Linked DNA regions of Homo sapiens: region 1 is linked to region 2. A link is a loop called in an ENCODE intact Hi-C map of the cell type or tissue named here. Cell type or tissue: PC-9. All regions are shown on one strand. Links, peaks and the distances in the headings refer to the core of each region. The heading gives the core; the rest is flanking DNA. Region 1 overlaps DSG2 (desmoglein 2). Region 2 overlaps LOC105372049 (a long non-coding RNA gene).

Region 1 (11,615 bases), core at 3,935-8,934, 250 kb before region 2:
TTGGACTAGGGGAATGGCAGTGGAGTTGAAGAGAAGCAGCAGATTTGGAATATATTTTTGGAATAGAACTGATAGTGTGTGGTACATTTTTGGCTTGAAAAACTGGAGAGAATTATAGCATCAATTACCAAAATGGGTAGAACTTATGAAGAAAAGCTTTGGGGGGAAAAAAATGAAGGGTTTATGTTTGTGCATGCCAACTTTGAAATATAGAGTAGCAACACTATCACATAATTTATCAAAAAAATTGGACCCCTTGAGAGTGAAAACACAGATATTAATTATTAAGCCAGGAGAGCAGGCATAAACCACGACTGTCTCAGGCAGATGAAGATGGTCCCCCTACCTAGTAATAGACACCAGTTCATCTTGAAAATGACATTTTATGACATCCTCTTTTGAGCACTGAACATTTTGTGTTACCAGTGCCAAATCCCTTTACTCTTAGTTAAATCAAAACTCAAAGTTATCTATATTTTTGCCAATGATGCTGCATCTTCCGGAATGGGAAAGAGAATCTTAAAGTTGATACTTTATGCTAAAAAGTAAGCTCTGCTAATTTTCAGATATATCTTGAATATTTAAAAATTCTGTAAGCACATCATACATTTTCCTTAAATCTTAAAGTAGACATAAAAGTCCTCTCACACCACATTTTAGTCATATGCATGTATTTCATGTTCCTCTTTAGGAGGTACCTTGGCAATTGGATTCTTCTTGGACAGATCCTCTCCCTCCCGAAGAGCCACGGGGGCGGTGATCCAGGCGCGCTTTTGCCGCACTAAATGAGGATGTTTAGGAAGCAGCTTATTTTCATTTCTTGTGCTTAAGACCTATAACAATAGAATATTGCCAAAATTTATTATGTGTCATAAATATAGAACATTAGTATGCTGTCCTATAACATAATAAACTTTTAAATAGTGCAAATTTTAAGGTATGCTTCGTATTTCCTATGAGGCTTCATTGTCTAAAAGGGAATATATATATTCTAGCAAACTGCATAGGGCCTCAAGAGATTGTCTCCAAGCTAGTAAAAGTGTAGGGTTTTTTCTGGTTTATTTTTTCTTTTGAGACAGGGTCTTGCTTTGTCACCCAGGCTGGAGTGCAGTGGCATGATCTTGGCTCACTGTAGCCTTGACTTCCCCGGATCAAGCCATCTTCCTGCCTCAGCCTCCTAAGAAGCTGGGATTACAGGCATGCACCACCACATCTGGCTAATTTTTGTATTTTTAGTAGCTATGGGGTTTCACCATGTTGCCTAAGCTGGCCTTGAACTCCTAGACTCAAGCCTCAAGCAATCCGCCCGCCTCAGTCTCCCAAAGTGCTGGGATTACAAGTGTGAGCCACTGTGCCCAGACAGTAGAATTTTGTTTTTAACTGTAAGAAATGATTTCCCAGAGTGAGAGTTTGAAAAGTTTAAAGAATCATTTAGTAGCCTTACAAATTGGCAAAGTAAAAAATAACAGATCATGTCAAAAACGTTTTTTCTTATTAACTGAAAATGAAGTTTCATTTTTCTGTGGTGGTTTGTGGTTTAAAAATAAATTACTAAATGTTTTTTAAGGCTAAATCTTAGTAATCTATTGATATAAACTTGACTAAAACCAGGGAAACTGCCAGTTAATGAATTTATTGTTTTCAGGATTGGGTAAAGAATTAAATTTCCCATTTCATTTTCAGAACCTTAGGCAGAAAACCATTCTATAAATTTCCAGTTGGGTTTTACAGGTGAATATATATTTTATCCAAGGGAAATTTCAATACAGCTGACCTGGGATCTTAAGATCAGAAATAATCCTTATACTAGGTTTGGTTTATCATTTTACTCATTTTGTTGCTCTATGTAATAGGTATTTTACTTCAAAATATGTACTCTGGTTATCACTAGGTCATTGATTTTTTTTTTTACTTGAACAAAATTTTCTATGACAAAAAATTGAAATTACTTTTTCATTTATACCTCACAAAGTATTCATTAACAGCTTGATTAATATCTTTTATGATTTTTCATAACTATACAGTTGCACATATATACACAGATGCATAAAGGTCTTTTTGCTATAAAAATGGACTTACACTATATATCTTATTTTGCCCCGATTTTCATTCAGCACCTCGTCATGGACATTCTTTCATGTACCATAAATGGTTTTAACATTCACCTATTGGTGGATATTTACATTGTCAAAAACTGCTGCACTGAATACCCCTGGATAAGCTCCTCTGCACTTGTTTGAATGGGAATGGCTGGGTCTAATACAACATGTGTCTTCAATCTAGTAAAGCCCAGTCAACCTGTTTGCCATGGAATTAACCCTCCTGAGTCAGAAGGCAGAAATAATCCCTTTGTTTCCTCACCTGTAAGTGAAGTCCACTTCCAACGTTAAAGCAGATCTGTAAAATAAAATTATTTGATATTTAGCCAATTTACTGCTCAATTCAGTGTGAAAACATTGTTCATGAATAACCTACTGCATTGAATATTATAGACATAAAAAAAGTTTAACCACTACTACTATTCTTTGTCAAGAGGAAACTAATTTTTCCCATTGCCTTCCCTAATGGGAAGTGCCCGAGGAGAAATCTATATTCTCCTGGATCCATACTGACTCCTCCAGAAAACAGTATCTTAAAAAACAAACAAAATAATCTGCCTTGTGAAATCTTAGACATTCTCTCATCCTTTACTCCGCATCCTATGGTTTTTATCTTGTGTTCTCCAGGACCTGCTTACTTTTCCTCGAGGCCACCAGTATGTAATGTACCCCACACCCAGCTAACTCCCACCATCCCTATGGATGTGTGTGCATTATACACACACAAAAAAACACACACCACACACACACGGACAGCCCATGTTCTGACTTCTCGGTTCCTCAGCATCCTCAGTCCCACCAACTCTTTTCTTTGGTTCTTCATAGGCACTGTCACACTTGGGACTTCATCATGACCTAGTACTGTTCTAAATACAGTTATGCTTACTCTTAAATTTGCCCAAAAAACTCCCATCTTGCTTTCTGAATATTTTGCACTGTAAAATAATAATTTTAAAAATTGATGCATTAAAGATGTGCATAGTTTTGGAATACATGTGATAATTTAATACATTCATATAATTTGTAAAGATAATTAGTATACTTGGGATGTCAATTACCTTAAATACTTGTCTTTTCATTATGCTAGAAACATTTAAATAATTCTCTTCTAGCTGCTTTGATATGTATAATAGGTTATTGTAAACTATAGTCACCCTGCTGATCTATCGAACTAGTGTACTTATTTCTAACTAGTGGTCTTATTTCTTCTATCAAACCATATATTTGTACCCATTAATCAATTCTTTTCTTCCCCCACCTCCCCACTACCTTTCCCAGTTTCTGGATTCTATCATTCTATTCTCGATGCCCATGAGATCAAAACTTTTAGCTCCCACATATAAGTGAGAAGATGTTGTATTTGTATTTCTGTGCCTGGCTTATTCAGTTAACATAATGACCTCCACTTCCAGCCATGTTGTTTTGCTGCAAATGGCAGGATTTCCTTATAGTTCATTAATCTCCCTGCTGGCTTCCTTCTTCTCTTGGCTCAATCTGAACCAGCACTTTCTAATATGGTAGCTACTTGTGGCTATTTGGATTTTAACCGCAATTATTTGAAATGAATAATCCAGTTGCTCCACAGCCACATGTGCTAAGGGCTACCCATTTGGACAGGGCAGACAGAAAACATTTCCACCGCTGCACACAGTTCTACCGGAGCAGCTAGCAGACTGCTGCCTGCCACTCTGAAGATGTTGTCAGTGACCACCAGGGAGGCTTCATTTTCATGACTGCTATTCCTGCCTCACTTTTCCTCTCAACTCTAGAAACCTATTATTCTCTTTAGTTCTGACCATGTACTGGCAATATCGCTAGAGGAGGCCACAGTGGCTGAATAGATCCCTTACACATTCATGCTCTCAAATAGCTGCTCTTTCCATGGGGTGGCGGTTCCTTTCTAGTGTGACCATATGTCTGCATTTGCTCAGAAGAGTCTAGGTTGACACCTGCTGTGAGGCATTCCATCTGTTAACAACCCTTTCATCCTCAAAAGTGTGCTCACACTATAAATTATATCGTCACTTTGTCATTGCCTTACCCTTATTGCATTTCTAAAATAGGCATTCCAAACTTTAGGAGATGACTCTAGTCACACCTCTGTACCTATTCACTCTTATGAGATGACCCCATGTATTATTTGACTGAGACTATCTTCAGTCATCCTCTCCTTCCCTTCTTTCCCCACAGAAGAGGTGTCCTGACTCCTTTCCAAGGCAAACCATCGTTTGTGTGCTTTATTTGCAACTCTATTTGTTCTCCCACATTTATCTTCAAGAACCTTAATCCTTCCACTAACCTTTTATCTTCCTTCTCCATTGGCTAATCAATACATTTATTTCCTTCTGATTGGCAAACCAAATATATTTAGGTTTTCCTTATCTTAAAAAAAAAACCAGATCCCTCTCTTGTTTCTGTTAACAATCTATTGCTCTATATCCCTCTCTTACTTATAATTCCAAATTGAAATTATTGTCTATATGTATTGCTCCCACTACTCCACCTTCCATTTATGCATTAATTCACTGGACTCTGTCTTTGGTGTAGCTTTTCTCAGTTGTTTGCCTTTTCCCATCTGCATGGTCACATGGATCCACAAAGCCCTAGTTGGTACATCATGGGAAACAAGGCATTCCCTAAAATTTCAAAGTCTCTTTCACATCCTTTGCATTCATTTGAAAGCTTCCTGTAGGGTCCATTCCACAAGTGAATCTTTCAGCCTCTTTCTTTCCTTTCCATTGTCAGTTCATGTTCTTGGCTCTCCATTCCAAAGAGAAACTCAAGGAGAGCAGATGTTCAGCTTCTAGTGTGGGCTTCTCTGGGGCAGATGAACAATCATGGCTAATTCTCTATTTTATGATCAGATCTATGATCTCTTCTTCATTCTGTCTACTATTAACTTGCCCAGCTAGCAATGGCCAGAGATGTCTCTAACCAAAGTGGTGCTCCCCAAATTTATGTATTTTCAAAGGTGGCATGGTATGAAAAGCAAGGGAAAGCAATGCTGAGATAGATCACTTCTCTCTGCATGTTCCTTGGGTGGGAATTTTTGAAGAGAAAGATCAGTGCCTGGATCAGAGAGGTCCCAGTGTCCACATCATCAGGGAACAGCCTTAAAATTTAGTATATTTAGGCCGGGTACAGTGGCTCACACCTGTAATCCCAGCACTTAGGGAGGCCGAGGCAGGCGGATCATGAGGTCTGATGATCGAGACCATCCTGGCTAACACGGTAAAACCCTGTCTCTACTAAAAATACAAAAAAATATTAGCTGCCCGTGGTGGTGGGTGCCTGTAGTCCCAGCTACTCGAGAGGCTGAGGCAGGAGAATGGCGTGAACCCGGGAGGCAGAGTTTGCAGTCGGCCGAGATCGCGCCACTGCACTCTAGTCTGGGCGACAGAGTGAGACTCTGTCTCAAACAAACAAACAAAAAAATTTAATATATTTCTTGCCCATCCTTCTAACCATCAGACTCTTCTCTTTGATACAGGCCATATTAAGTAGTTGGCTGCACTGAATATTTGCTACTTTTATTCTTCCCTACAATCTTACCGGCCCTAGCAAGAGGGTATAATTTACATGTTATTTTAAGTAAATATTATTATTCTGACCAAGTGTCATGTGTTTTACTAGGATATAAGAAAACGGAAGTAATTTACAGTCCTCTAGTCAAACGTAAATTCATCATATGAGCATCTTCACTGATTTTTATTGGAATTTACTTTCTAGATGTGATTTGCTCAGAAATGCAGAAAATCACATGGTTACCAACAGTGCTTCTTAAACTTTAATGTGTATTTTGTTCACTGGGGACCTTGTTAAAAGGAAGATTCCAATTCAGTAGGTCTAGAGGTCAGCCTTACACTTTGCATTTCTAACAAGGTTTCAGATGATAGCAATGTTGTGGGTTCTCAGACCAAATTTTGAGGAGCAAGATTGTAGAATGTGACATGAAATATCATTTGTTTGTTTAGGTACAAACAACAGTCAATGAAGTCTGCCTTATCCATTGTTGTTTCAGTAGTCAGCACAAGAATTTTTGTTACTCTTGACTGCTAGTATCTCGAAGGCAGAAACTCATAAAATATATTTCATTAATGTATGTATTTTTAACATTAAAATCACTTTAAATTGCAAACATGTATAAAAGCAGAGTGAATAGTAACATGCACACCCATATAGCTAACATCCAGTTTCAACAATTACCTAGCACACATTTCTTTTAAAATATGTTTTTACTTAGGAATAGTTTTAGATTTACAGAAATGTTGCAAAGATAGTACCAGCAGTTCCTTTCTCCAATTTCCTCATATGTTAACATCTTAAATAGCTGCTGTACATTTGTCAAAATTAAGAGATTAACATTGGTGCATTTAGTTAATGCACTGTTAACTAAATTCCATACTTTATTCTGATTTTACCATTTCCCCCACTAATGTTCTTTTGCTGTTCCAGGATCCAATCTACGATTCCACATTGCATTTGGTGATCACTTCTCCTTTATATCCTCTGGTCTTTGACACTTTCCCAGTCTTTGTTTCTCATGACCTTGACGGTTTTGAGGAATACTGGCTGAGTATCCTGCACAGTGTCCTCCAATTTGGGTTTATCTGTTGTTTTTCTCACGATTAGATCAGTATTATGCATTTTTGGAAAGAACATCACAGAGCTGAAGTGCCCTTTCTGTCACACCATACTAGCTGGTGTGCAATAGCCACATGACACCACTGGCTAAGGTACTGATTGCAGTTTCTCCGTTGTAAAGTTACTATTTTTCCCAGTCCCTATTCCATTCTTTGGGAGTGAGTCATTAAGTCTAACCCATCCTCAGGGCAGAGGGAAGCGGGGAGGAGATCCTGCCAGACAAGATGCTTTAGTCTGAATTTCCTTATCTGTAACAGGAGAGTAATACATACTGTGGCAGACATTTTCAATTGTCTAGCTTATTGGCATTTTCTCTCATCTTCAGTGTTCATAAAACTCTACTTTGTACTCTCAGGTAGACCCTGCCTAGCTCATGGAGCTGAATGACTGGCATGACAAAGCATGGTATGTATGCCCATTTACTTTGATATTGGCTGGTTTAGGCATAAATGTGTAAGAGAATTTTGGTCAATGAGGTATCAGGAGACCCTACAAAAGATTCTCCTCACTGATTAGAAGAGAAGCACATGCATAACCTTCCTATTTAAGTGCCTCTGGAGACTGTTGAGTGAGGAGGTGACATTTGGAATAGCTACAGCCATGCTGTGACCATGAGGGGAAAGCTAATGAAATGCTAGAGAAGCCAAACTGAAACCATAAAGGCTTTAAGTTACAGAATCGTTCAAATTTGGACCAACTCTCTCTCTAAACTTTTTCTTACGATTGATATTCAACATTCTTTTCTTTAACCTAGTTTTAGTTGGGTTTTGTTACTTGCATCTGAAAGCCACCTAACTAGGATACATCCATTTTGCAGGGCTGATGTGCAAATTAAAGAAATATATGAAATGTAACTATTGCAGTGACTGGCATTCAATAAACAGAATTTATGAGACATTTCCTCAATTCTAAGTTTTGCATGGTCCTTATCTTAAAATTTCTGCAAGTTTGAATTAATTCATACCCTCAATTTCCTGAGCTTGTAGGATATGTTAAGTAACACAATATTCTTACCCTGTTGGATGCTTACATACTGGGGAGACAAAGACAGACCAGGTTTTGATAAGAGCAATAAAAAAAATTAAAGCAGGGTCAGGATAGTAGAGAGTGACTTGGAAGTGTGGGAAAACTCTCAGAAGGGGCTGCATCTGCACAGAGACGTGAATGGTATGAGGAAGCCAGTCAGGCAGAGCCCTGCAAAAGGAACGCCCAGGCCATGCGGTGGTGAATCAGTGATGATGATGTCACAGGGATAGGCCAGTACCCAGTCAGGGAGAGGACTTTGGGTTTTATCCTGAGTGTGAGAGGAAGCCACTGGAAGCTTTTATGTTTGGAAATGATACAACCAGTTTATGTTTGAAAAAGCTCGCTGGTGCTACTGTATGGAGAACAGGCCATAAAGTGGCAAGAACAAATGTATAGAGACCAGACTGTAGTCATTGCATCATTGCAGAAGCACGTGCAATACATAACACTAGCTTAAACCCTGGGAGTTGCAGTAAAGATGAAAGAAAGTAGATATCTCCAGTGTTTATTTTGAAGGCAGAGGCAACAGAGACCTGTGAATGGAATGAATGAGGGCAAATATAGATGACCCTTAGAATTTTGACCCGGAACACCTGGGTGAGTGAAGGCACCATTTCCAGAGATGAGACAGAATGGGGAGAGGGATGGGGTAAGCTGAAGGTGAGGCAGGAGACAGGGGTGGTGTTGAGGGAGGGGTGAAATGGGAGGTAAGAGCCGTTTTTATGTGTTCTGTGTGAATGGCCTTTTGGATATAGGAGTTAGTAGCTCAGAAAAGAAGTTATGCCCGGAGATAAAAATTTGGGAGTCATCAGTCGGTTTTAGTTAAGGAACTGGGATGCATATTAGAGGTTTTGTACATCTTTAATGTAATGTTTCTTTTCTTCTCTCAAAAGGCTGGTATTAAATTGCTGAGCATCTAGGGAGCCAGCGTGACACAGGCAAGGCTAATCTGCTGTGAATTGGGACAGCGGCTATCAGGGGGATCGTAGGGACTGAAGGGAGCACAAGGGGCCTTCTGGGATGCTGGCAATCTGTTTCTTCACCTCGTTACTGGTGACATGGTGTTTTCAGTTTGTGAAGATTCAGTGCACTCGTGATATGTGCACTTTTCTGGATGTATGTTACACTAAAACATCAGAAGAATTGATGTGCATCTTAAAGTCAAGGTTGTCTTGGAATCTAGGTAAGAGGGTTCTGCTATCTGCATTTTTATAGCACGTATTGCAGTAGCATGCTTTTAGTAAGGTGTTATGGACTGAAATATTTGCTTCATTCATTGTACAAAAAAAGAAAAAAGAACTGCACTAACATTTTGTCAATTGTGGAACTGTCTGTTTATTTGACTGAGCAGTTAAGATCTCAGCCACTGCTTTCTAAATAATTTGGATCTGGTTCCTTAAGATCCTCTATCTCACAGAACACATTCTTAATTTAGACCAATCGTTCTCCACTAGGGGCAGTTTTGCCCTGCCCCGCTCCTCCTGCCACTGGGGATATTTGGTAATGTCTGGAGACGTTTCTGGTTGTCAAACCAGGGTGGGGCTCGAGGTAGGGGAGATAAATGCCAGTGGCATCTAGTGGGTAGAAACCAGAGATGCTGTCAAACATCCTACAATGCACATGATAGCCCTTACAACTAAGTGTTATCTGGCTGCAACTGGCCAAGTGCCGAGGTTAAGACACCATGGCTGCGTTTCTCTGATTGGAAGCTACTGTAATAACCAGGGTCAGGACAGTAATACAAGCTGCAGAGGACTGTGGAGATTCTGTACATCTCTAGTGGGTAGTATACTGCAAGTAACATGACTGGAACAAGCAGAAACTCTCTGCCTTAGTCCTCCATTCCCACTCCCTGGCACTTTTTAAAAAACCTGTCCACTCTGTAAGTTTGAGTCACCTCCTGTGGGGATGCTGTGAAGAGGTTTCAAGCATGGGAGGGGTGGCTGGACAAAATGGCCAATAAGGTTTCCTCCAAACACTAAATCTGTGACTTTTTTTCTCACCAGGAACTTGGTGACAGAAAAATGTCACCTGCAACATGACTTTAAGACTGACGAGGAAAAGTAAGCTGCTAGTTCCTGTATCCAAAGCAGTGTTTTCAGATGAACCAAAAAATTCTGCAAAAGCTTTTCTAATTTGCTAAACTCTAAAAAAAGTATTTTATTAACTAGTTTTGCTGCTTTGAAAAACATGTAAAAAATTTTTCTACCATTGGATCCTGCACATCTTATAAAAACTGGACTTCCTGGTATCTGGCAAAAGATTTTTTTTTTTTTCCTGCAGAGGCATGAGGGAATACCAAACACCATCAATCAATGTACTCTTTGTTTTCAAGGTCAGCACTTTTAGAAAAGACTTTCTGTTCTGAAGTCACCTTGATGAGTTTAAACAAGAATCCAGAAGGACTCATGAGTCACTGGATGACAGCTCCTCCTGGCTGACAGGTTCTCTGTCAGAAGTCTTTCCTTTAAAGTAGAGAATCTTGAAGTGTTCAGTGGTTTTATGGTGAGGTGATCCCTTAAACTTTAATAGATCAGACTAAGAGATACCTTATTAAAAATGGATGTAGAGAAATACAAATTAGTTTAAAACATTATTTCAACTTTCAGTCACTATAATGGCTTCTAATGTCCATTCAGCGAGAAATTACTAGAAGGTAAGCAGTGTGCTCAACGGACTATCTTTAGAACTCAAACACAGAGGACGTGGCACTTGCCAGTGGTTCTTTAAATTCATGCCCACCTCAGGCCCATCATCTAACATCTGTGTTATTTTCTTTCCTTGGTTACTCAACCTTCCAACCAGCAGAATGTTTTATAATTCTTTTGTTTCTCCCTTTTATTGTATAGAAGGTCAAATCAAAAACTGCCCAGAGGATCCCTGGTTTATCCCCAATCCATTCTTAAAGAGCTTTCAACTTTGGCTGAAATAATCTGAAAGAAATAAAATGAGATAAAATAAAGGGAGTGGATGCCACTTGTTTATTTCCTCTGGTCACACATCCTGACTTTTCTATTTGTATTGGCAGAGCTGGTGGTCTGGTCTGTAGTAGCGTCCATAGCCACAAAGAAGGCTCTGTAGTCTACAGTCATAGAAATGTACATGTTCAGAAGAGTTCAAGTGACCCAGTGCAGTCAGGGTGGACCAGTGAGTTTGGTGATCTGCTCTGATAAATCTGACGTGGGTCAGATTTATGTTGGAATTCACCTACTGCACTTTTCTCTTCTTAATCTTATTTTGGGGACAGGAGGAAGAAAAGACAGTTTTTATAACATTTATTTTACGGCTAACCAGCATAACTTATTTAGAAAATTCCAACTTAAAAGTCCAACTTACAGATGATCTAGACATTTATATACTCCTATAGCAGTCTCACTCAACAGCTGATTTAAATATGTAATTATATTTTTCACAATTGCTAATTTAAAAAAAAAGAGCAATATTTTGAACTTTTAATTTTTGAACTCTGAATTTGAACTTTAGATAATAATAAATATTTTAAGTCTGACAGTAATAAAGTACATGACTTACCAAAATCTTTCACCTGTTCTTCGGATGTTTGGGCTAATCTGAATGTAACAAATATGATTTTAGGTGAGTCATATTGAAGTTAGTTACAAAGAGGAAGACAGTTTCTTTGAAAGCTTTTTATTAACTCATAGAATTTTAAAATATGCATTTAGCAATGCTTTGCTACACTTGACTTGTTCATTCATGCTGTGAATTCTTATTTCAAGTAAAGTTTTGTATATTCATGGACAGTTCCTATTTTTTCCCTTGACATAGGGCTTTTTAATATTTAATCTTCTTTTCTACTCCAGTTATTTTTATTTTCTAATTGGGATG
Region 2 (11,615 bases), core at 3,576-8,575:
ATATTATCTCAAGGTTGTTATAATCTACATTTTACATTTTAAAAATTATAGGCAAAGATAAATATTTTTCAACTACTATTAGGTTCCTAATTTTAAAATATCTTTACTTGGCCATTGTTGGTTTATTTATTCATCTTATTTATATCTGCTCAATATTTGTTATTTGAAGCATATTTTATATTCATTTTTCCTCTTTAACACTGAAGTAATATTTGGGGTCAATAATTTCTTTAAGGTACTTAAGATATAAAAGCTATTATATGAAAATAACATTATTGAGAACAGTTTAAAATTTGGCCTAGTTTATATGCAAATAAATTTAATGCTTCTTTGGAAAAACCACTCATAGAATTTTGGAAGAAATCATTTCAATCAGGGATTCCAACTTGACAGTATAAAGTAAATTGTACAGAATGAGACATTTTACACCTTATGCTAAGCTCCTATTCTTTGATTATGTTGACCCACAAGTACTGCTTTCCCAAATATGCTCTGAACATCAATCTTCACCCACTCACATGTTCATGCATGTTCTTTCAGTGACATTAAACTGTAGCATATGGCCACAGGATGCCTATGATGCTTGACACGCCCCAAATCTCTATGTTCATTCAACATCAGCTCACTCACAGACCTTTTTCTAGTCGATCAGTTTACAGTAACAAAAAGCACACTTCCTTCCCCCAAGGAGCTTAGAATCTGTGTTATTACCACTATGTGAATTCCATTTCTCTTCATTTTTTCTTTGAAAGTACTACCTAATTTTAAATACCTGGCCATTTCCATAAAGTTCCCAACTCTCACAGTCTGAACTCAGCTCTCCCACTTAATATCTTCTCAATAACTTTGTTTTTAGCCGTATTTTAAAGCACATATTCTAGTGTACCTTTTGTTGTAGTCATAAGGTGGCGTAATGGTTTAAAGTGTACTCTGAAATCAGACTTCCCAGATTTGAATCATATTTCAACATCATTGCTACCTTGGATAAGTTTCTTTACATCTCTGTGCCTCAGTTTCCTCATCTATAATAGGGGACAATAGTAGAACCTACTAGTATATTTGTTGTAAGTATTAAATGAGATAATACATGTAAAATATACATAGTAAACACTTAAAGAATGTTAGCTATTATTATCTACTCCTTAGTTTGTAAATCACTGAAAAATGGACTCTATTTTATTCATCTTTGGATCCCTGATAATTATCATGATTAATAGCATATAGTAATAACTTAATGAACAACATTTTCATGTATAACAAGTTTTCTAAAGATTCCTTTATGGCTTTGAAAAAACTAAAGCATTTTGGATAAACCTATAAAAGAGTAGATAACTAGACTGGTTAAAAGTAAAACTATTCGGAAGAAAAATGAAATTACTAGAAAAAATATAATCCTTGAAACTGGAGGTTTGTTGGATGTAATGAATTGAAGAATTGGCCCCACAACTGCTTTTCACAGTTTTTGTTGATGAGTAAAGTTGTTTGCTAGGTAGGTTTTTTTAGAAATCAATTTATTTTCAATCACCAAAATCACATACCCGAGTAGGATGTGAGACCCAAATATATCATTTACAACTGGAATTTTCAGGATTTGGTCTGAGACTCTTCAACTATTCCTACAGTACAGCTCTAAAGCCATATGGTCACCCATTAGAAAACTAAAATAAAAAGATGGAAAATGTCAAGAGTTATTAAAAATGTAGAGCAGTTGGAGCTCTCGTACATTACAATTAAAATATAAATTGATAGAAATACTTTGGAAAATTATTTGGCACTATCTAGTAAAACACAGGAACATATACATAACCTATGGCTTAGCAATTCCACCTATCCCTTTCAGAAGTGAATAATATACACACTGAAAGACACATATAAGCATATCCATAGCAGGACTATTAATAATGTCCCCAAACTAGAAACTATTCAAACGTCCATCGTTAAAGCAAACTAAATATGTCCTGAGAATGGCTCCATACTTCTATATTTGAGTCATCGTGGATGAACAGTAATCTAACTTAATAGGTAGACAAGATTGAAAACCTAATTTAGGAGTATGGGCCTGTAACAATCGCTGAGTCTTGGCCAATCCCAGCAGCCTTACTTCAACCACTCAAACGCTGCCAAGTGTTCAAACTGTGTTCAAATAAGGCAAAGGCCAACCTGTAACCAATTCAGCTGTTTCTGTACCTCACTTTGGATTTCTGTACATCACTTCCCTTTTTTTTGTCTATGAATTTGTTCTGACCTTGAGGCATCCCTGGAGTCTCCCTGAATTTGCAGTGATTCTGAGGGCTGCTTGACTCACAAATTGTTCATTGTTCAATAAAACTACTTTAAATTTAATTTGGCCGAAGTTTTTCTTTTAACATCATCAATAATAGGTTGAATAATACATTACAGCACATTCATATAATGGAATACTATAGAGCAATGAGAATAACCAACTCAGAACAATCCCAAAATATGTGGATGAATCAGACTAACATACTATTGAGTGGAAGAAGCTATATGTCACAAAGGAGAACATATAGCATTATTTCATTTATTTAATGTAAACAAACAAAAACCAAAAAACAAAAACAGGCAAAACTTTGTTATCAGTATTCATGCCAGTGGTGACATTTGGAGAGTTAGTGATGGCTGGCCTTCTAGTAATGTTCTAGATCATGATTAAGGAGCTGGTTACATGGGTCTAGTTACCTGGTAAAAATTTATTGAGGCATATGCCTATAACAGGTGCACTTTTCCACATTTTATGTTAATTTTAGAAGTAATTAAACTTACTCTATGAGTTTGGACAGAGCTTCTTCTAAATTTGCTTTTATAAAGAGCTTTTTGAATCCCTTTAGAACTGACTAAAAGAAGGCGGCCAGAAAAATACACTGCAATGTCCTTGTCTTAAGTTCAAGACACTGCTGTGTCCAGAGGCATCACATTCTCTCTTCTCTGTCTGGAAGGGCAATTAATTCTAAGCCTGCCTCCCTGAAGTTTGAAGAAAAAAAAATAGTCCTTTCCCTAAGGTTTAGTGTTCTAACAGTATCAGGAGAACCCGGCCATAAACTCCAATGTTTCCCTGGCTTATCTCTTGCTGAGCTGGGGGACCTTTATGTCAACGAATTCCTCCGACACCATAGGTAGATTCAAGGAGGTCAAGCACCCTGGGCTGCTTAAAGAAAAATTAACACCAGCTTTTATCTACCAATTGTAGAAACTAAGAGTTTACTTTGCATCCATGTATTCTTATTTCCTTGTACTGGATGTTTACAGAGGAGAGTCAATATTCTAATGGGGAGTTTTTCACTTTCGGTGTGACAAGCCTGTTCTACCCATGGGCAAAGGAGGTTAGCTTGGGGTAGTTCTGCTTTGCCTCTCCGTTCTCTGTTCGTTTTGGCAAAAAACTGCATATGGACCTTTATTTTGAAGAAGGAATCAGGAAACATGTAAATGCATCTCAATTGCAAAGTATCTAAAATTTTCCAGGAAGATGATACTGAATAATTACACAAATTCTTGACTGCTAATGTTTTTACTGTGTTACTTTAGTGAAGCACCAGAAATGAGCTTGATGCTGTCATGATTCACTTATTATCACATCCCATGAGATGAGGAAGAGTTTAAAACACAGTTGGTGTCATTTTTGCTTTCAATGATAATTAAATTATGTGTTTGTTGCCCTTTCATGTGAAAGTCAGCTTGCTGGCAAGAACTAGTGTTTTCACTTTACTTGGTTTATGGCAAAGCTCCAACTCCTCGCTCAGTAGTCACTGATATTTCCTTTGTCTCAGGTGTCCACATCTCCTCCACTTGGCAGATGATCTCAGACCAGCTCTCCTTTTATTCATGACAACATTTTACTGCTTCTTCCTCCATGTTACTTTCCAAATTTATTTCCACCTTACTACTTCAGTCAACAAGATTTTTTTCCCCAGGTCTCTTGATCATCTCTCTCTCTCTGTCTCTCTTTCCTTTGCTCTCTCTCTCTTATTCCAAACATTATCTTTTATAATCAGATAATCTCCTGATTATCCTTTTTCCCCATTGGCCATATCCCTTAATTTTATTCTGATGCAATTATTGATCACTTATATGAACCCTTCCATTGCTTTTTGCATTTCTACTTTTATTTCTTTCTTATTTCTTTCACATTCCCATACTAGTCAGTCATGCCTGTTTTCTCCTTTTTTTACTTTTCTCTCTTCTATTCTATCACTTATGCTGAAGTTATCCCATATCCAGTTTAAAACAGGTTCCTCATTATTTTTCTTATATCTTCTCTTCCATAAGCTCTATTTGGCAAAATATATAATAAAGCAGACCAGTTCTTCTCTCTCCATACCCGCATCTGAATCTATGATAATGCTTGTGCAGTCGTACTACTTTGTCTATATTAGCTGAGGAATTTAAGACAAATCTTTTATACAATTTTAATTTACTTATCCCAAATATATATAAAAAATTTATTGGATGAACATGTTGAGAATTTTGGGTTTTCAATTTCAGTAAAGTGCATAGAACTTTTCCGGTCTTCACTTTCTATTTTTCCTGTACTCTGTAACATCTGGCTAAATCATGACTTTAGCCATTTCCCATCCTCCCAGAGTCTGTGTTGTGGCTGCTTCTGTGACTTCACAGTCCTGGTGCTTTTCTTCAACCTCTGGGAAATACCCCAGGAAAGTCCCTTAATATTCACTAGGTTCACAGCATCAGAAACTGCAGAGAGAAGGACAGAGGTGAAAAAAAGAAAGAAAAAAAAAAGGAAGAAAATAATCATATGCAGAAGAGTATGGGAAAGAGAAAGAAAGAAATGGAAAGAAAGAAAACATGAAAATGCAACAGGAATAGAGACAAAAATTCTGGTTGGGAAAACTCTGAAGAAAAAATAATGCTGAGATTACATCTGTTGCCTTCCAGGGAGTTTATCTTTGCTTAACCGTGGGTTAGCTGGCTGGCAAGTTACCATTTACAAAGAAGCAACATGTCTCTGAACCTATGAAATAAAGGGTTTCATTATTTTTCTGAGAAACATTTGCTTCTACAGCAATCTAATTTGGTATATGCATAATGATGAATGGGCACTAAAATCTAAATAGGGAGGTTATTGACCAAACACTGTAGAATTTAGATGTTTATCTTCATTTTTAGAGATGGAATAACAAAGAAGTGATGGAATCAAAATTATTATGACGGGGGAAAGCACATCTCATTTTGAAGGAAAATACCTAGGTTCAAAATAACTCTGTTGACCAATGATACAACTATTTCTTGCTATTAGAGTCCCTGATCACAAAGTACAGATGTGGAAACTTGGCTTTTAAAAATAATGATAACAGCCACAACCACCTGTGTAGTGCATTACAGTTTCAAAAGTAAATCATCAAACTATATTTTATTGTCAGATAAGAAAAGTTTGTGGGGTTTTATTTCAAAGTAACTGTGAAGTGAATTGAGTAAGTACTTTAAAACCCAATGTTTAAATTAAGATTTATTTCCCAATTTATGGGCCCACTCTTAGTTTCAAAAATCATAGTCATAGCATTTGTTATCATTATTTTCCTCACATTTCAAGAAATATGTAGAAGGAATTGGCATTAATATTATTATTATTATTATTATTATTTTTTGAGACGGAGTCTCGCTCGTCGCCCAGGCTGGAGTGCAGTGGCACGATCTCAGCTCACTGCAAGCTCCGCCTCCCGGGTTCACACCATTCTCCTGCCTCAGCCTCCCGAGTAGCTGGGACTACAGGTGCCCGCCACCACGTCCGGCTAACTTTTTGTATTTTTAGTAGAGACGGGGTTTCACCGTGTTAGCCAGGATGGTCTCAATCTCCTGACCTCATGATCCGCCCGCCTCGGCCTCCCAAAATGCAGGGATTACAGGCGTGAGCCACCGCACCCGGCCTATTATTTTTGTCTAAAGTATGACTCAAAATGAAAGTTAGAACGTTAAAATGTATGCCTGTCACTTTCTCACTTAGATAACGTTTCAGCAAGAAAAAAAATTAGTGTAATCAGAGAATCAACAGAAATCTTCACAGATTTCAGAAAAACCTTGAAAAAATATTTATATTGAGTTCAACTTATGTATTCCTCAGTAGAGACTATACTGTATAAATCTTCAAGAAATCATGTCATGATGAGTACTATTACATTGTTTTCATAATTATTAATGAGTGGTATTGTTGTTAATCCCTTTTATTAGGAAATGTAATATTACTCCATACATAAAAACTGCCTGCTGCAAAGGTTGGAGACAGATTTGCTTAGGATGCTGCCACCTTCAGGAAATTTTACCTTATGATAATTTTGTATTTATGATATTAAGGAAGACATTTCTGTTTAAGGGGCATTGAAAATTCTCTGTGCTCAAATTATAATTTTTTTTTTACCTAATAAGAGAGAATTGAAAAGTACTGTTAATATTTACAAATTCTATTTTGGAACACATTTGAAATGTGCTTTGTTATTCCATTGAGAAAAAAACATTTTTCATTAAAGAAGACATGATGCAAATTTTATATACTTTTAAGTATCATCCCTGAATTTGCAAAATATATTAACCACTACAAGTGATCAATAATTAAATAATACTACTGCTTAAAAGGGATTCAGTGATAAAGTAATTTACTTACAATTAATTTGCTCTCAGTTATGTAGCAATTAATATAGTTATGCTTAATTAATTCCATAAGATGTGATCAAATAAATCATGCTTTTATTTCAAAAATAATTTTCACTTAATACTGCGTTGAAATAGTACTGTTCAAAGTCATAGCTCATCACAAATGTAAATTTGCCCAAAACTAAGGATTTAAAAAGAGTTTTGGAATTGACAATAAACTCCTCAGTTTCCTCAATTCTCATCATGACCTGAAGACTAATATTATAGAAAAATAATAATTAAAAAGTGTTTCTTTACATATCTTGCTATGTATAGTCACATTTTTATGTTTCCATTGAATTAACATTCTTCCAAAACACATATACCTATACAAAAAACATTAGCTTATTAGAGTCTTTTTTTCTTTCACAAAAGGAACATGTTTTATTTTAACCACTGCAATTTCATAATAATTACACAAAGTTAATTATTTCTTTGTACTCCACCTCTAAATCCCCCTCACACCTCTTTTAAACATCTTTTTGTGCAGTGACTTTCTCTGAACATCCTTTCATCAATGGAAAAGTTTGAACTCTTTACATTTGTCAGTTTGATGGTTAAAGCTTTGTATGATTTGTGGTTGAAATGTTAATTTCTCCGATTTTAATGACGTTGAGGCTTTAAAAATATTTTATTGACCATTTGCATTTTCCTTTCAGTGAGTGCCTCAATTTGTGGGAGCTCTGTGACTGTCCAGTTATAAACAGTGGTTGTGATTTTGAGTAAAAATCATTTCCTTCTCTGAGCCCAAGTGTGCACCTCTGTGAAATTGTGGAATTACTTTTCTATGTCGTTGCTATGATGTTTACACGAAAATCACACATGAAAGTGACTGTTATAGGTCAATGCTTGCTAAACAAACATATAACAGTTTTTTACATCAGTTTTTATGACCTCATTTATTAGAATCTAGTCTCTCCATCACATTGCTCTTACACGTTTTGAGGATCTATTTCATTGCAGTTGAGACACTTAAGAACATTTTCTTATAAATAACAATTTACCCCTGCACTTAGAGGATGATCAAAAAGGAAATGGAGAATATTCACTTATATTTAGGAAGGCAGCAAAGAAGATGGTGTCCAGGCCTGGAAGTGAGCTCTTTTTTTTTTTTTTCAGACGAAGTCTCACTCTTGTCCCCGAGGCTGGAGTGCAATGGCGCGATCTCGGCTCACTGCAACCTCTGCTTCCTGGGTTCAAGCGATTCTCCTGCCTCAACCTCCCAAGTAGCTGGGATTACAGGTGCGTACCACCACGCCCCACTATTTTTTTTTATTTAAGTAGAGATGGGGTTTCACTATGTTGGCCAGGCTGGTCTTAAACTCCTGACCTCAGGTGATCCACCCACCTCGGCCTCCCAAAGTACTGGGATTACAGGCGTGAGCCACCGCACCCAGCCAGAAGTGAGCTCTTGATTTGAATCTTGGTCTCTTTAACTTACTTATTGTGTAATCTTGGGGAAGTAACCCCTCAACTCTCAAAACCTTGGTTTCTTGTATATAAAATAAGGAAATAATACCTGCTTTAGTTTTTATTGAGGCTAAATGAGATGAGGAATGTGAAATCTTTAGCATACTGTCTAGCACATAGAAAACTCAAAAGATAGGTGTTTATGGCCACCTATATTCATTTATCTAGTTATAGAAAATAAGTTGTCTGGTAACCTTGCTTTTTACGAAGTCTTCGGCCAGCCCTACATTTTACTTCACTTGATTACATCTATTTAAGACTTCCCCCTGTTTCATTTGGCCATTTATTTTTCTGAGTGTTAATAATTTCTAAAAAAAGAACATGTGCACATGCACATCCACACAGATGCACCCTGAGTGTATAGAGGTAGTTCAGTTTTTAAGATAATCTAAATGTTTTCCATTTTATTCCTTACTCATAAGATGATCTTTTTTTAAAAGCACAGAATAGAAACACAAAGTCCCATTTCCAGTGGTTCATACTCTATGAAATACTTTGTGATAAAGAGATATATACATATATCCTTATTTCTATGTGAATGTAATTTTAAAATATTATATATAATATAGCATTTTAAATTGTATTATAAATATATAATATATAATATATTACATATATGATACACTATATATTATATGATATATATAATATGACATATATTATATATAATATTTAAAAAGTTCCTCAAAGGAAGGACAAAATGATAAATATAAGAGCTAATATTTTCTTATGTGCATTGCCTAGTACTTTATTTAAAAAAAAAAAAATCTTGGCCAGGCGCGGGGGCTCATTCCTGTAATCCTCAAACTGCGGGAGGCCCAGGTGGGTGGATTGCTTGATTCCAGGAGTTCCAGAACAGCCTGGGCAACATGGTGAAATGGTCTCTACTACAAATACAAAAATAAGCAAGGCGTGGTGGTGCGTGCCCGTCGTCTCTGCTACTTGAGGGGCTGAGGCATGAGAATTGCTTGAACCCAGGAGGCAGAGGTTGCAGTGAGCCTAGATTGCACCACCGCACTTCAGCCTGGGCGACAGAGTGAGACTTCGTCTCAAAAACAAGAAAAACAAACCTTAATTGTCTACTAGGTATTAGGGATATGTTAGGTCTTTTTTCACCTCATTAATCATGTTTGTTTTAGAGTTATGTTTCTATGTGTCACTGGGTGTATATTTAAGAACACTTTCATTTCAGCAAATAATTTATTATTGGATCAACCATAAAGTTATTCAAAACATATAGTGAGATATAATTGATTACTGTATAGTGACGTTGTATCTCTTGACCTTGCTAAATATCTCACTATTTATAGGCGTTTTATTCCAAATGCTTTTGGACTTTTAAATACATAATCAAGGTGTCTTAGAAGCAAGGTCATTTTACTTTGTTTTTTCCATACTTAGGTCTTATGTTTATCTCAAAAATGTTATATTAATTTCAAAAGAAAACAGGCACAGAAGAGTATAGACTATAATTTCGCTTGTATTAACTTCGTTTGAAAATCATGCAAAACTAACTCATGGTGATAGATATCAGAAAAGAACTTACATCTGGGACAGGGGAGGGCCACTAAGAGGCCTGGAGGAGTTCTCTTGGGTGATCAATGTGTTCTTGATCTGGATATTTGTCACCTGGGGATATACATATGTCAAATTTGGGGATATACATATGGGGATATACTTATGTCAAAATTCATTGAGCTGTGCAACTAAGATTTGTGCATTCTCCTCTAGGTAATTTATACCATTTTTTTCTTGCTTGTTCATTATTTTGATATGGGGAGGTAATGGAATAGTAAACATGGCGTCAGAGTCCTCCACATGGTTCTAGTTGGTTCAGGGCTCTATCCTTAACTGATAGCAACTAGGGATAGCAGCCGAAAATCCAAACCACAAAGCTCCCTGAAGGCTGCTATAGTCAAAGATTTACAACGAGGTTTTAGGTTATTAAAAATCCAGTCACTAGCCAAAGAATGGGAAATGATCATCTCTACTGGAATAATTGGGTTTGGATTCTTTTGATTTGAAATCTTGCCCAATATCAGGGTGTTGTGAATAAAAGATACAATTAATGCTTTCAAAATTTAAGACTTTTTGTATTGATATAAAACAGCTTTTTAAAAGTAATTTATATTAATAGGAAGCTCTTCCAATGCATCCTTACTTTACAACTGTAATACGACTTGCAGACAGTTGCTATATCTGTTTGTAATTAAGTTAAATAGGCTGAAACATTATAAAATGATGTACATTTATAAATATAAAATATCTATATACAGTTGAATAAAATGTGTACTCAAAACAGCTCAATGTGTAAATTATTTTCTCAGAGGAGGCAAAGCATGCCAAATAAGTAAAACAAGCATGAGTTACTTTAGTTAAACATTAGGTTGATTAGGAGGAACCAGACCCTGATAAGGGAAGAATGTGGATCTGTAGTTGAGGGAGAAATGTTAAGGAGGTGTGGTTTGCTTTGTAAATAGCAACCATCATGAGACACAGAAAAACAGAGATGCGTGCTATAAGACACAATGCCAGACACCATTTTCTTCCATCTTCCCTTTTTATTTTATTTATATTCAAATTTCCAAAAACACCAGTTTTAAAAATAATTAAATGGACACGAATATTCAGTCTTTTAAAGTGTGATAGACAAGATTTTAAAAGTTATTGTGAAAACATTTGTTGGGTACATGGATATATATTTGAGTTAAGAACGAATGACCTTGCTCTTTCTTTACCCCAATAGACACTCCATGCCATAAGGGAGCGTGCCCTCCCGTCCTGCCCTCCTGGCTCTGGGCATGTGGAACCATCCCTTCTATTGGTTATTCAGAACTGTCTCAAGGACTCATGTTGAAACCTGAGCCTGCAGGGTCTCTGAAAGTTTAGGAAATCCTCAGATGCCTTGGAAATTCCCCACCTTGTCAGATAAATCTCTTAAAAGTGATGGGCCACTTTGAGCCTTACTGTTTCTCAGTCTGCTGAATCCATTTAACAGGGGGCTGCAGAGGGCAGGAGTCTGGCTGAGCACAAATCTTTACAATCCGTGGTTTGGGAACAGGATATGGTTATGCTACACTTTGTCAAGAATTTGGGGCTTCTGGGTTCAGAAAATATGCTCAAAACATGCCTGAAGGTGTTTTGGAGCAAATATTTGGAGATTCCTTATTTTGTTCTAGAAACTGCTCTGGAATTTGGGGAATACAGTTCAAGGGACCCAGTAAACCTGCTTGGACTCCTGAATAACCAGACTGGACTTAAATCGGGATCTGCCAACTGCTGGTCCACAATTATAAAAAATATGTTTTAAAATGTCGAAATGACAAGAGTATGAGAAAAAGTAGCAGTCTTAATGTCCAATCCCTACATATCCCTGATTCCTACCCACCAGAGGCAACCTCTTTGAATTCTGATCTTCTGGGATTTCTTTCCCATTGTTAAATGTACTTATGTTGACTTCTCTTCGGTTCAAAATTTGAGATATA

Evidence for each region. Peaks named below come from ENCODE experiments on the same cell type or tissue, not always from the same donor. Only the 100,000 strongest peaks of a DNase experiment are listed, where the experiment ranks them.
Region 1: it touches region 2 in a loop (5-fold over the local background); 21 of 110 quality-filtered maps call a loop at or near these places.

What each region holds. Positions count from the first base shown.
Region 1 is chr18:31,509,021-31,520,635 of GRCh38, reverse strand. DSG2 (desmoglein 2) reads right to left here. Exons shown (of 15, transcript NM_001943.5): 2 at 2,362-2,397; 3 at 699-833. Among named protein-coding and RNA genes, the nearest start is that of DSG2, 17 kb to the right of the region's middle. RefSeq lists enhancers at 3,767-4,310, 9,313-9,382. In PC-9, for the core only: no CTCF peak of the experiment used is centred there; DNase peaks (open chromatin) are centred at 6,905 and 7,955; H3K27ac peaks cover 2,807 bases.
Region 2 is chr18:31,261,354-31,272,968 of GRCh38, reverse strand. It overlaps LOC105372049 (a long non-coding RNA gene), which reads right to left. Exons shown (of 4, transcript XR_001753388.2): 4 at 10,672-11,615. Among named protein-coding and RNA genes, the nearest start is that of DSG1, 51 kb to the left of the region's middle. RefSeq lists an enhancer at 4,649-4,768. In PC-9, for the core only: a CTCF peak has its summit at 6,274 (motif pointing left); no DNase peak of the experiment used is centred there.